2 separate regions of the Homo sapiens genome follow, and region 2 is linked to region 1. A link is an interaction called in ENCODE POLR2A ChIA-PET data of the cell type or tissue named here. Cell type or tissue: CD4-positive, alpha-beta T cell. All regions are shown on one strand. Links, peaks and the distances in the headings refer to the core of each region. The heading gives the core; the rest is flanking DNA.

Region 1 (5,374 bases), core at 157-5,156:
CTTGGAGTAAGCTGACTTGGGTTTAAATCTTTGCTCTGCCACCACGAGGCCTGTGGCAATAAACAAGTCACTTCAACTCACTGTGTGAATCAGCTAGGGCTGTGGAACAAAGTACCACAGCCTTGAAGCCTTCAACATCAGAAGTGTATTCTCTCACAGTTCTGGAGGCCAGAAGTCCAAGATCAGGGTGTGGGCAGTGTTGGTTCTTCCCGAGGGCTGTGAGGGGAGGATAAGTTCCAGGCCCCTCTCCTTGGCTTCTAGATGGCCGTCTTCTCCCTGTGTCTTCACACGGTTTTCTGTCTGTCTGTGCCTCTGTGTCCAATTTCCCCTTTTTGTGAGGACACCAGCCATATTGGATAAGGGGCCACTCTAACCCTCCGTTTTACTTAATTACATATTTAAAGCCTCTATTTCCAAATACTGTCACATTCTGAGCTACTGGAGGTTAGGACTTCAACATATGGATTTGGGAGGACACAGTTCAGCCCCATAACACTGGCCAAGTCCCAGCCTTCTGATCTGTACAATGAGATTGTTGTATTCATTCCTCTTTCCCCCTTTTTAATTAAAAACTCCTTTTGGATCCTCCTCCCTGAGGCTTCCTATTTTTCATCAGTCAACCAACTTTTATTCATCTCCCATTATGTCCCACGCCCCTGTGCTAAGCTGGGCAGAACCCAGATGGCCCTGAGGGTTCCTTCAGTCAAGAGCAGAACTCAGGCTACAAGCAGATGCTCTGGTGGAAGAAAGTTCCAAATGCCATGGGAGCCCAGGGAACCACTCTCTTGGGCAGTCAAGGAGGAACCCCCAAACTGATCTGAAATAATGAATAAAAGTTCACTCACTAGGGAGAGCTTGGGGCTGTGGGAGGGATGAGTGCATTCAGAGCAGAGGCAGCCAATGAAACATGGATATTTTTTGGCTTGCCAGAAAATCTAGACTCCCCTGTAGATCCTCCTGATGCCAGAAAAACTGGCAAGCCAGGACCCAGCATGACATCCAGCCCCCATCCCATCTGATACGGTTTGGCTGTGTCCCCACCCAAATCTCATCTTGAATTGTAGCTCTCATAATTCCCATGTGTTGTGGGGGGGACCCAGTGAAAGATAATTGAATCATGGGGGTGGTTCCCCCCACACCGTTCTTGTGGTAGTGAATAAGTCCCAAGATCTGATGATTTTATGAGCGGTTGCCCTTTTCACTTGGTTCTCTCAATTTTCTCTTGCCTGCCACCATGTAAGACATGCCTTTTGCCTTCGGCCATGACTGTGAGGCCTCTCCAGCCACATGGAACTGTGAGTCCATTAAACCTCTTTTTCTTTATAAATTACCCAGTCTCGGGTATGTCTTTTTCAGCAGTGTGAAGATGGACTAATACACCATCTCTTTCAACTGTCCTCCAGCCTCCTGCCTGCCCTGCTATGGCACAGCCCCTGCCTCTGCTGCTCATGGGCCTCTTTAGCTCATCCTCCCGGCCCCCAGCCACTTCCACCCTACACTGGGCTCCAGGGAGGTGAGCTTACAGGCCAAGGCAGGCCACCTGGATAGCCCATGGAACCCCTTCCCTACCATTCCAATAATGCTATTTCCATGCACAGTTGCACACATGTGTGACGGTGTGTGTATGTGTGTGGGGGGGTGTATGAGAAAGAGAGAGAGACAGAGAGAGAGAGAGAGGTTTTATCCAGAGGAAATTAAGTCTCCCCATGATCTGCAGTGCCCAGACCTGGTCTGTTCAGTTCAGCTATCTAAGCTGCAAGTTTCTCTATGAGCAAAATGGGGGAAATAAGACCTAAAACCTAATTAATAGAGTTAATACATGCAAAGTGCTTAAAAGTCCACCTCAAATGTTCAAATAATGCTCACTGGCTAGTTTTATTGTATGATTAGTGCACAGATTTGTTGTTTCAATTAAATGAGATGCTATGTACAAGGGACAAAAACAATGCCAGGTAAACTGGAGCTGCTCAATGAGCAGTTGATGTTAATTTTAGGGATAAATGCTCAGGTCCAAAAACTTTGGGTTGATGACCCCAGGCAGAGTTGAAGTAGCCAAAACTCCCTCTCATTGGCCTGCATCAGAAGGTACAGGGTCAGGGATAGTCAAGAGCATTAACCAACCTGTGCTGAGTGCCTCTGTTTGCATTGCTCTGAAATTACTTAATATCCATAATATTAGAGGATGAACCATTTAATTACGCATTTCATTTACTCTCCACTACTCTTGCCCCCATCTGAAAGAGGAGGAGGCTGAGGCACAGAGAGACTAAGTAATGTGTCAAGATCACACAGCAGGTGAGTGTTGAAACTCTGCACAGGGCACAGGGCAGAGCTCTTTCTCTCAGGAAGCAGAGCTGGTCTTTGTGCAGAATCAGTTCTACCCAGCCATTCACTCCGAGAGGCAAAAAGGGGCAGCTGCTGGACCATTTGAAGTCCCCAACCCATGTGATAGAAATGCCTCAGCTGCCCACAGCCTGCCAAAACAGACCTTCACGTCACGGGCTGGTTCCCTCGCACACGGAGTCAACCAGCCTGAAACCACCATTGCGAATCTGTTTCCTGTTTTGACAGCTCACAATCCACCGTGCCACTGCTCTTTCACAAGTCTCCTCTGCCAGCCAGGCTGCTTCTGAAGCTCAGTCATGCTTTTAATAAAGGGCCGGCGGGGGAAATCAGTCCCAGGGAGCACTGCACAAATGTACGGGCTGAGAGGCTGCCGTTCAAATGTGTTCATTGTCCACAGACTCCCCTGGCCTCCAGGGTGCAGAGGCCTTCAGCCTCCACCAGTTTCTCAACCCCACTCTGAAAGGCAGGGGGTGATGAGAAGCATTGCTTGTGGCCTGGTCCCTCATGGTAAAAAGCTGGTAGTATCACACCCCCACCCCACAACCCCTGCCTCAGCCTGGCTGTGTGTGTGTGTGTGTGTGTGTGTGTGTGTGTGTGTGTGAGAGAGAGAGAGAGAGAGAGAGAGAGAACTTTCCAACAAACTCAAGCTCTGCCACTAACTAGCTGTGTGACCCTAAGAAGTCACTTATTTTTGGAGCTTAGTCTTCTCAACTGGAAAATGAGGGGCTTGGACAACAGTGATGTTTTCAAACCCAGAAGAATCCTAGAAATTTCTGGTTGTGCTTGGCCGATTTGAAAATCCTGGGTTTGATAAAAAGATAATTCGGTTCTAGAAGCCATCACCATTGTCAGAATCAACATTCGTTGAGCCTGGTGGGGTTCAGGATGTTGCCCTGAGAGCTGGGGTACTGAGAGGTATTATATCATTTTGTTCCATGCCAAATTGCTATTGCCTTAATAGTAGCTTCAGTTAACTGATAAAGCAATCAAATAGCAAGTATTTAGTGCCATCGTGGGCCAGGGAAAAAGCCAGAACCAACCTGAACTGTTCCCTGGGTTCAAATTCCACAATATTGCTGAGCTCAGAGCCCCATCTGTAAATTGTGGATTCTAATGCTTCCCTCTGAGTTTGTGAGAACCAAGGAATTGACATTTGAAAATGCTGGACACATCTGTGGTCGTCAATAATATGCCAATTTCTCTTTCCCCCAATTATCAAAGTTTAGGGGCTAGACTGTGCCACAGAGAATAAAGATAAGAACTTTTGGCTTGAAGAACTGTTTTATTTGGCTGAAGAGAAAAGACAAACACTGAGCGTGGCTCTGCAAGCCTGCTAGGGATTTTTGAAGAAAACATTTACAATCTATCTATAGAGATGAGTAATTACTCCTCAAAGCAGGTAAAACTCTGGCTTCCCAGGGCGCCTCACCTAGATATTTTTCTAGAGTTCCCCTTTGGAAACCACTTTTAAAACCAGAGAAATGTTTTTCAAATGTATCACTGTTGTTGCCAATTCATTCATTCATTCATTCATTCATTCACTCAGCAAATATTCATTGGAATAAGTACTACATCTTAGTGTTTGAGATACCACTAGGAAGTGCAATTGTAAATACGATGGTAAAGCCAGCCCTCAGTGTCCACATGGGACCCATGGGTACTGAGAGCTGATTAGAAGATATTTGAGCATCCATGGATTTTGATGTCCTCGGGGGTCCTGGACCCAATCCCCCATGGATACAGAGGGCCAACTGTATTCCTATTGTTATTTTATCATGGATGCTGTGGTTGTTGCTTTCATTACTTTTGATAATGATATCCCTGTTCTAAAGCAGCCGATAGCCTGGATTTGATTAATTTTAGCATCAGAAGTTATTTGGAGCTAAGTATAGCAACTCAAGAAACCTATGACGTGGGGTAATAGTAAGAATGTCTTCACAGTGCTTTCTCATAATATGCTTTTCCATCAAATCATTTACTGTATCCTGGTAAGACCTCTATTAAAAAGGAGCTATTTCTCCTACTATACAGAGAAGAAAAATAAGGCTCAGAGAGAGAAAAGATCTTGTCGAAGTTCACATAGCTAAAAAGTAGCTGAGCTGCCATTAAAATTTAGGTCCCTGACACAAGTCAGTAGGACTGTCACATAATAACCTGGCCAGTTATCTCACGATTATGGAAGATTTCATTAATAGCCCCAAATCCTCACCCCTCCCTGTATCACACTCTTTGCCATATGATTATTTCAGTTTTATCTCTTAAAAAAAACAAAAACAAAACAAAAAAAAAACAAAAAAAACAAGACTATTTCCCCACCCATTGACTTGGAGTTCAGCCACATAGCTTGCTTTGGTCAGTGGAATGCTAACAGGTGTGACATCACCAGTGGCCGGGATGTGTTTGGGTGGTTGGGTTTTTGTACCATTGACATGAGAAAAGCACACCTGGGTTAGAGCCTTGGTCTCTGGAGGAGGATGAGAGGTCTGTGGGGCCTGAGCTGGGCTGCCCCAGGGGAGCCTGGCTGAGCATGGGCCAAGATCAGTCACCCTCCAGCTGACCTCTGAGCTAACTAAATGCTGATTGTTGTGTGCTGCTGAGATTCTGGGTTTGTTGGTTAGGTAGTGTTATTGTGGGTAATATATATCTTCTCATCCTGTTTTTAGGGCTCAGTGGCAGCTACAGTATGGAGCAGTTCACCTCAGTGTGAGATTGAGTAGTACGAGGACTTACCTAGTGGCTAAGAACAAGATATATGTGACATGTGTTCTTAAGCATTTATCCTACTGATAAGTCATTCAAAGCACTATTTCTATGTTAAAAACACACTTGGTGTAGTATACAGCAAGATGGAAGGTATGCATGAATGAAGATCAAGTATTAGATTTTTATCACATTTTTCTTGTTAGAGGAACCCACTGTAAACTTTTCTCCCAGAACCCTTAGGACGGCCTCACTCTTTAACAGGAGTGCTTTCATGGAAAAATGAAACACTGGTCTAGTGGAAACTTGGACCATGAAGTACTGAGAG
Region 2 (5,374 bases), core at 168-5,167, 1.7 Mb after region 1:
GGGCATTATGAACCTACTTCGGGGTCTGCTGCACTTCTGCCCACCAGCGGTAGTCGGTGTGGTTGACAAGCAGCAGTATCTGACACCAGAGCAGCACCAGGGCCGGGTGGGTGGTGATCATGGAACGAGCCCGCAAGTTCAAGCTGTCCAGGGTGTAGAAACTGCCGCCACAGCCATCACTGCGGAACAGCCTAGTGGCAGCTGCTGTGATTCTCCGGAACATTCCTAGAAACAAAGTTAAGGAGAAATGTCTTTGCTTTCATCTCGGTCCAGTGCCACATGGCTACGCGAAGATTTTACATAAAAATGAAACAGGCTGAGTCGTCTCCCATACTTACGTATTCAGAACACCTGGCATTTAGAAAATTCTGATTTTTCTAAGCAGAAACAGATATCCTACTTTTTTTTTTTTTTTTGAGATAGAGTTTTGCTCTTGTTGCCCAGGTTGGAGTGCAGTGGCGCAATCTTGGCTCACTGCAAACTCCACCTTCCGGTTTCAAGCTGTTCTCCTGCCTCAGCCTCCCAAGTAGCTAGGATTACAGGCGCCTGCCACCACGCCCAGCTAATATTTGTATTTTTAGTATAGAGGGGGTTTCACCATGTTGGCCAGGCTGGTCTTGAACTCCTGAGCTCGTGATCCACCCGCCTCAGCCTCCCAAAGTGCTGGGATTAAGGCGTGAGCCGCCGTGCCTGGCCAATATCCCACTTATTTAATGGACTGGTCAAGAAAGCTAGCATTCCTCCTCTCTCACTGTCGACCTCCACATTGGTCGGCAATGCCAAGCCCTCCAGGAGCTCCAAGCCAAGAGCTGCGAAAGTCTGAACACAGCTCCTGGAGAAGGAGTCAGGGAACACTCAGCGCCTCGAATCACTGCACTCGGGCCACAGCGGGGCCCCCACAGGACTGAGCCACAGCTACACAGGCAGGAACAGCACTCGGCACCTGCCAAACTCAACAGCTCCTGGGCTTGCTAAGGACTGAGGGACAGAAATGCTGAAGGAGGCCAGGTGAGAAAGCAGGACCCCCCTGCGGTCCAGGCTCTGTGTGCCCTCTGCAGGCTCCTGACACCTGACAGCCAAGTGGCCTCTGTGCCCGGCCATGGAGCATCCTGGGCCTAGGCAGGCCAAGCGGTCAGCCTCCCCACACACAATGCTGGCACCTCAGCAACACACTCAGCTAGATTCTACCGGCAAATTTCTCCACAGCATCCTTCTCAGGGCTCCAGGAATCATGACTTCATTCTATCCTCTCCTTTGGATAAACAAGGTCAAAGGCACAGAGACATGCACAGGCTGCAAAGCCCAGCAGGGAGAGGCAGCAAGACTTGGGAAACAGAGAAAGGCCCAGCTGGCCAAGGCCACCCTCTCCCCCAGATCTGGGCTGCCTGGCATCACTGTTGGGATCAAAATTTTATTTCTGATTTAAATTTCAGGCCGGGTGTGGTGGCTCACGCCTATAATCACAGCACTTTGGGAGGCCAAGGTGGGCAGATCACTTGAGGTCAGGAGTTCGAGACCAGCCTGACCAACATGGTAAAACCCTGTCTCCACTAAAAATACAAAAATTGGCCGAGTGTGGTGGCGGGTGCCTGTAATCCCAGGTATTTGGGAGGCGGGAGCACAAGAATTGCTTGAACCCAGGAGGCAGGGGCAGCAGTGGCCAAGATCGTGCCACTGCACTCTAGCCTGGGCAATGGAGCGAGACTCTATCTCAAAAAAAAAAAAAAAAAAAAAAAAAAAATCAACACATCCCCAAAGTGAAAGGGTCCTAAAACAGGTAAAAACAGAGTACAGGCTTTTTAGGGCTCCACAATGCCTTAAACTATAACCTGAGACCAAGGAAGCGAGCTAACAGAAGCAGCACACTCAGAGAATGCAGACCAGGTCACGACGAGGAGTTCTAATGCCTTGTCTCTGGCTCCTCCAGGTTTCCTGGGATTTCTCTACACTTGCTTCCTGGTCAGCATTGTCCCCTCCAGCCCATTCTGCACTGGCCTCATCCTTCTGTGGGGCCCTCTGTTCCTGCATGGGCCCCCTGAGTGAAGAGGCATGCACTGCCTTCAAGGAAGATGCAGCCAGGCCACAGAGCACGTGCAGGGACAGACCCGGGATGTAGGGGTTTTGAACAGGTAATAGAAACCCACAATCCAAGCTGTGTTCTAGGTGGCTGAGTGTCAACACAGGCTCTGAATCAGACTGCCTGGTTCAGATCGTGGCTCTACTGTCTACTACCTGGGTGACCTTGGATGCACCTTACCTGGGGCCTCAGCTTCCTTAGGTGTAAGATGGAATTAAGAGCAGTATCTGTTCGCAGGGCTGTAATAAGGAGCAAACAGGAGAACCCAGGTAAAGGGCTCAGCACTGCACAAGGCATGGAGGAAGTACTCAGCCCCCGGGGTGGCAGCTGCTGGAGCCTATTAGGGAAGTTCAGGTGGAAGATGAGACGGACTCTGAGGGCCACCTCCTAGTAGATAGAGAGGAGGAGGTAAGGTTAGGGTTCCTGGGGTAGCGGGAGGAGGAACATACTATGATGCTGGGATTCTGAACATCCCTAATGATCTAATTAACAAGAAGAGGCCCTGGAGAGTGACAGTGGTGCTAGTTCAATTTTAAGTGCAAGTCTGAGGTACTGGCAGGACAAGTCCCGTGTCGAGAAGCTGGATGCCAGGACTACAAGGACCAGCAAGAGAAAGTTGTCCATGAGAGCAACAGCCAAGGTCACAAAGGGGATGGACCTACCAAGGCCAAGGAGAGAGGCAGAAACACAGAGAAAACAGTAACGAGAGACCATGGACAGCAACTCGAGGAACACAATCAATTAAGTGGCTAGACAGAGAAGACCCCACAAGCTACTGAGTGACAAGAGGGCAGCTCCACAGAATCAAGCTGGAGGGCCTAGGATGAGAGAGACCTAGAAAGAAAGAACACAGGCAGCCTCTGCAAAGGCCTTTTTAGTAAAGAGGGCAAGAGGCAGGCTGCCATGGCTTGAGAAACAAGAGGGAAACAAACCACCATGGGCAATGAGAATGGAGTGTACACAGAGGGAGGGACCCCTCATGAAGGAAGCAGGAGGGCACAGGAAGTGCTGGTTTGTTTTTCATTTAAGGCTGGCTTAGTGTGGCTGTTAAGTGTAAAAGAGCAGCTACAGGCAGGAAAGGAAAGGTAAGACATACATGTTTCGCTACGGTGAAGTATGCAATGGATTTTTTTTTTTTTTTCAGACAGGGTCTCACTCTGTTTGACCAGACTGGAGTACAGTGGCACGATCACAGCCCACTGTAGCTTTGGCCTCCGGGGCTCAATTGATCCTCCTGTCTCAGGTTCCTGAGTAGCTGGGAGTATAGGTGTGCGCCACCATGCCCAGCTAATTTTTGTATTTTCTATAGAAACAGGATTTCAACATGTTGCTCAGGCTAATCTCAAACTCCTGGGCTCAAGCAATCTGCCCACCTTGGCTTCCCAAAGTGCACAGGATTACAGGTGTGAGCCACCACACCTGGCCTGCAATGGATATTTTTAAATAAGCATCAAAGGCAAAATTCAATTCCAGAGAATCCAGAAGGATGTGGCGTCAGGAAGCAGACATAAGAGGGGCCAGGAAGCCGGCAGGAGGATGAGGATGAACTTGGGGACAGGATAGAAGGTCCCCTGTTCCGCTGGGATGTTATGAGGAACCCAGGGTCCCTTCCAGGTGGAGGGAGGAACAACTGGACAGAGGCTCATGAGAAGGATTCATCACTCTCTCTGCGGAGAGCAAGGCAGACACCTGCTGGGCATGGTGTGGGCATATCAGAATAGCAAAAGCTTTAGAAGGCATGGCACTCGCTGCAGCTCATTCTGAAGCCACCACTAATCCCATGGTGACACCCGCCTGGTCCCCTCCTTCCAAGGGTTTCCCTGACTTTCCTCATCCTGGAATCACCTGTTTTTATCCTCACAGAAAACACATCAGAGACCACAGTGCTGCTGCTGGGAAGCAGCAGGACGACGTCTCTCAGTCCCCTTTTACAGGGTGGGGCTGTGACCTGTCACCACGAGAGAACACCAGCAAAGGCATGCCTGTCACTTATCCAAGGCCACAAAGCCTTCTTTACCTTCCCTCTCCTTGTCCCCAACCAGACACAGAGGATGTGAAGGCCTGGAGAACAGAACCAAAAGAAGGAAAGGAGCCTGGGTCCCCGAATTCCCACATGGAGGAAAACCATCCGTGAACCAAGAACACCCTCAATACATTGTCATAAAACCAAGAAACAACCTTCTCTGGTGTGAAGCCATGGAAATGTTGGTTTATTTGTTACAGTAGCTACCATTACCTAACAAAGACAACAGTGGCACTGAGAACGTGGCTGAGATGAGAAGATGCTTCTCGGTGGAACCTCCCTTCCTAGGGTCCCGAGTAGTGATGAGCAGCAGTCTGAGACAGAAAGAAGGCAGAGCCTGTGGATCACAAGGGTGGCACAGGGGAGCCAAAGGGACTCAGGGGAAGAGAAAGGGACCAAGTGCCCGGAGACCACGATGGCAGTGCAGGAAAGGAGGCGGGCAGGAAGGCGGATGCAGGCTGCACCCAGAGAAACAGCTACAGCTGCACGCAGCAGCTCCGCAAGCCGTGTTTTTGTGAGCTAAACAAAGAAATATTAAAAGGAACAATGGAAGCAGGAATTGGAAATAAAGAATGCTGTTTTCAAAACAGGCAGGATGTGGGATCGCATCCCAATTCCACCATCGAGAGCTCCTAGGGCAGAAACCTCTCTGGGCTGGGCTTGTTCAGCTATGACACAGAGAGAACCATCTCTTCTCCACGCCACACAGTGACTGGGGCCCATGGTGGGTATTCTGAAAGTGGCAGCGGCTACACTCACCACTATCAACCCAAGAAGTGGCCTGATGAGAGAAAGATCGATGGGCAAGAAAGAATGCTTGGGTTTTCATTCTTGGTTTTGGCACAGGATCTTTTAGAACTTAAGCACAAAGCGGGAAATACTTCACAGAGCAGTTCTAAGAATTAACTGGGATAATTAAAATTAAACCTACCACATACCCATGAGAAAATTCCATTGCTCCCAGCATTATAATTGTTAGTAGCCCTGTCCTTTCCCCAAGCATGAACTTGAATCAATGTCAACTTTATTACTATAGAAAGGACCACTTTCTCTCTCTTCCAGTATTCCTGCTTTGCCCCAAAAAGTGGAACCACAGACGCTTTGGAAAGGACAGGGAAGAGCTGTCGTGCAGCCATCCCCTCTGCCACAGAGGAAGGGGTGAGCATGCCTCCGTGAGCGTCATGGCACATCTCCACCACCCACGACCAGGACTCAGGGAGGAAGGGGCAGCAGCTCCTGCCACCCTGACTGGGTATAGTCTGGATGGCAGGCAG

Evidence for each region. Peaks named below come from ENCODE experiments on the same cell type or tissue, not always from the same donor. Only the 100,000 strongest peaks of a DNase experiment are listed, where the experiment ranks them.
Region 2: POLR2A ChIA-PET joins it to region 1 with 8 read pairs; 1 of 35 experiments calls an interaction of 5 or more read pairs at or near these places.

The regions. Positions count from the first base shown.
Region 1 is chr4:4,941,332-4,946,705 of GRCh38, reverse strand. All of the region lies in intron 2 of LOC101928306 (a long non-coding RNA gene), which reads right to left. Among named protein-coding and RNA genes, the nearest start is that of CYTL1, 75 kb to the left of the region's middle. In CD4-positive, alpha-beta T cell, for the core only: no CTCF peak of the experiment used is centred there; a DNase peak (open chromatin) is centred at 2,555; H3K27ac peaks cover 961 bases.
Region 2 is chr4:3,194,583-3,199,956 of GRCh38, reverse strand. HTT (huntingtin) reads right to left here. Exons shown (of 67, transcript NM_001388492.1): 41 at 18-225. Among named protein-coding and RNA genes, the nearest start is that of MSANTD1, 52 kb to the left of the region's middle. In CD4-positive, alpha-beta T cell, for the core only: no CTCF peak of the experiment used is centred there; no DNase peak of the experiment used is centred there; H3K27ac peaks cover 676 bases.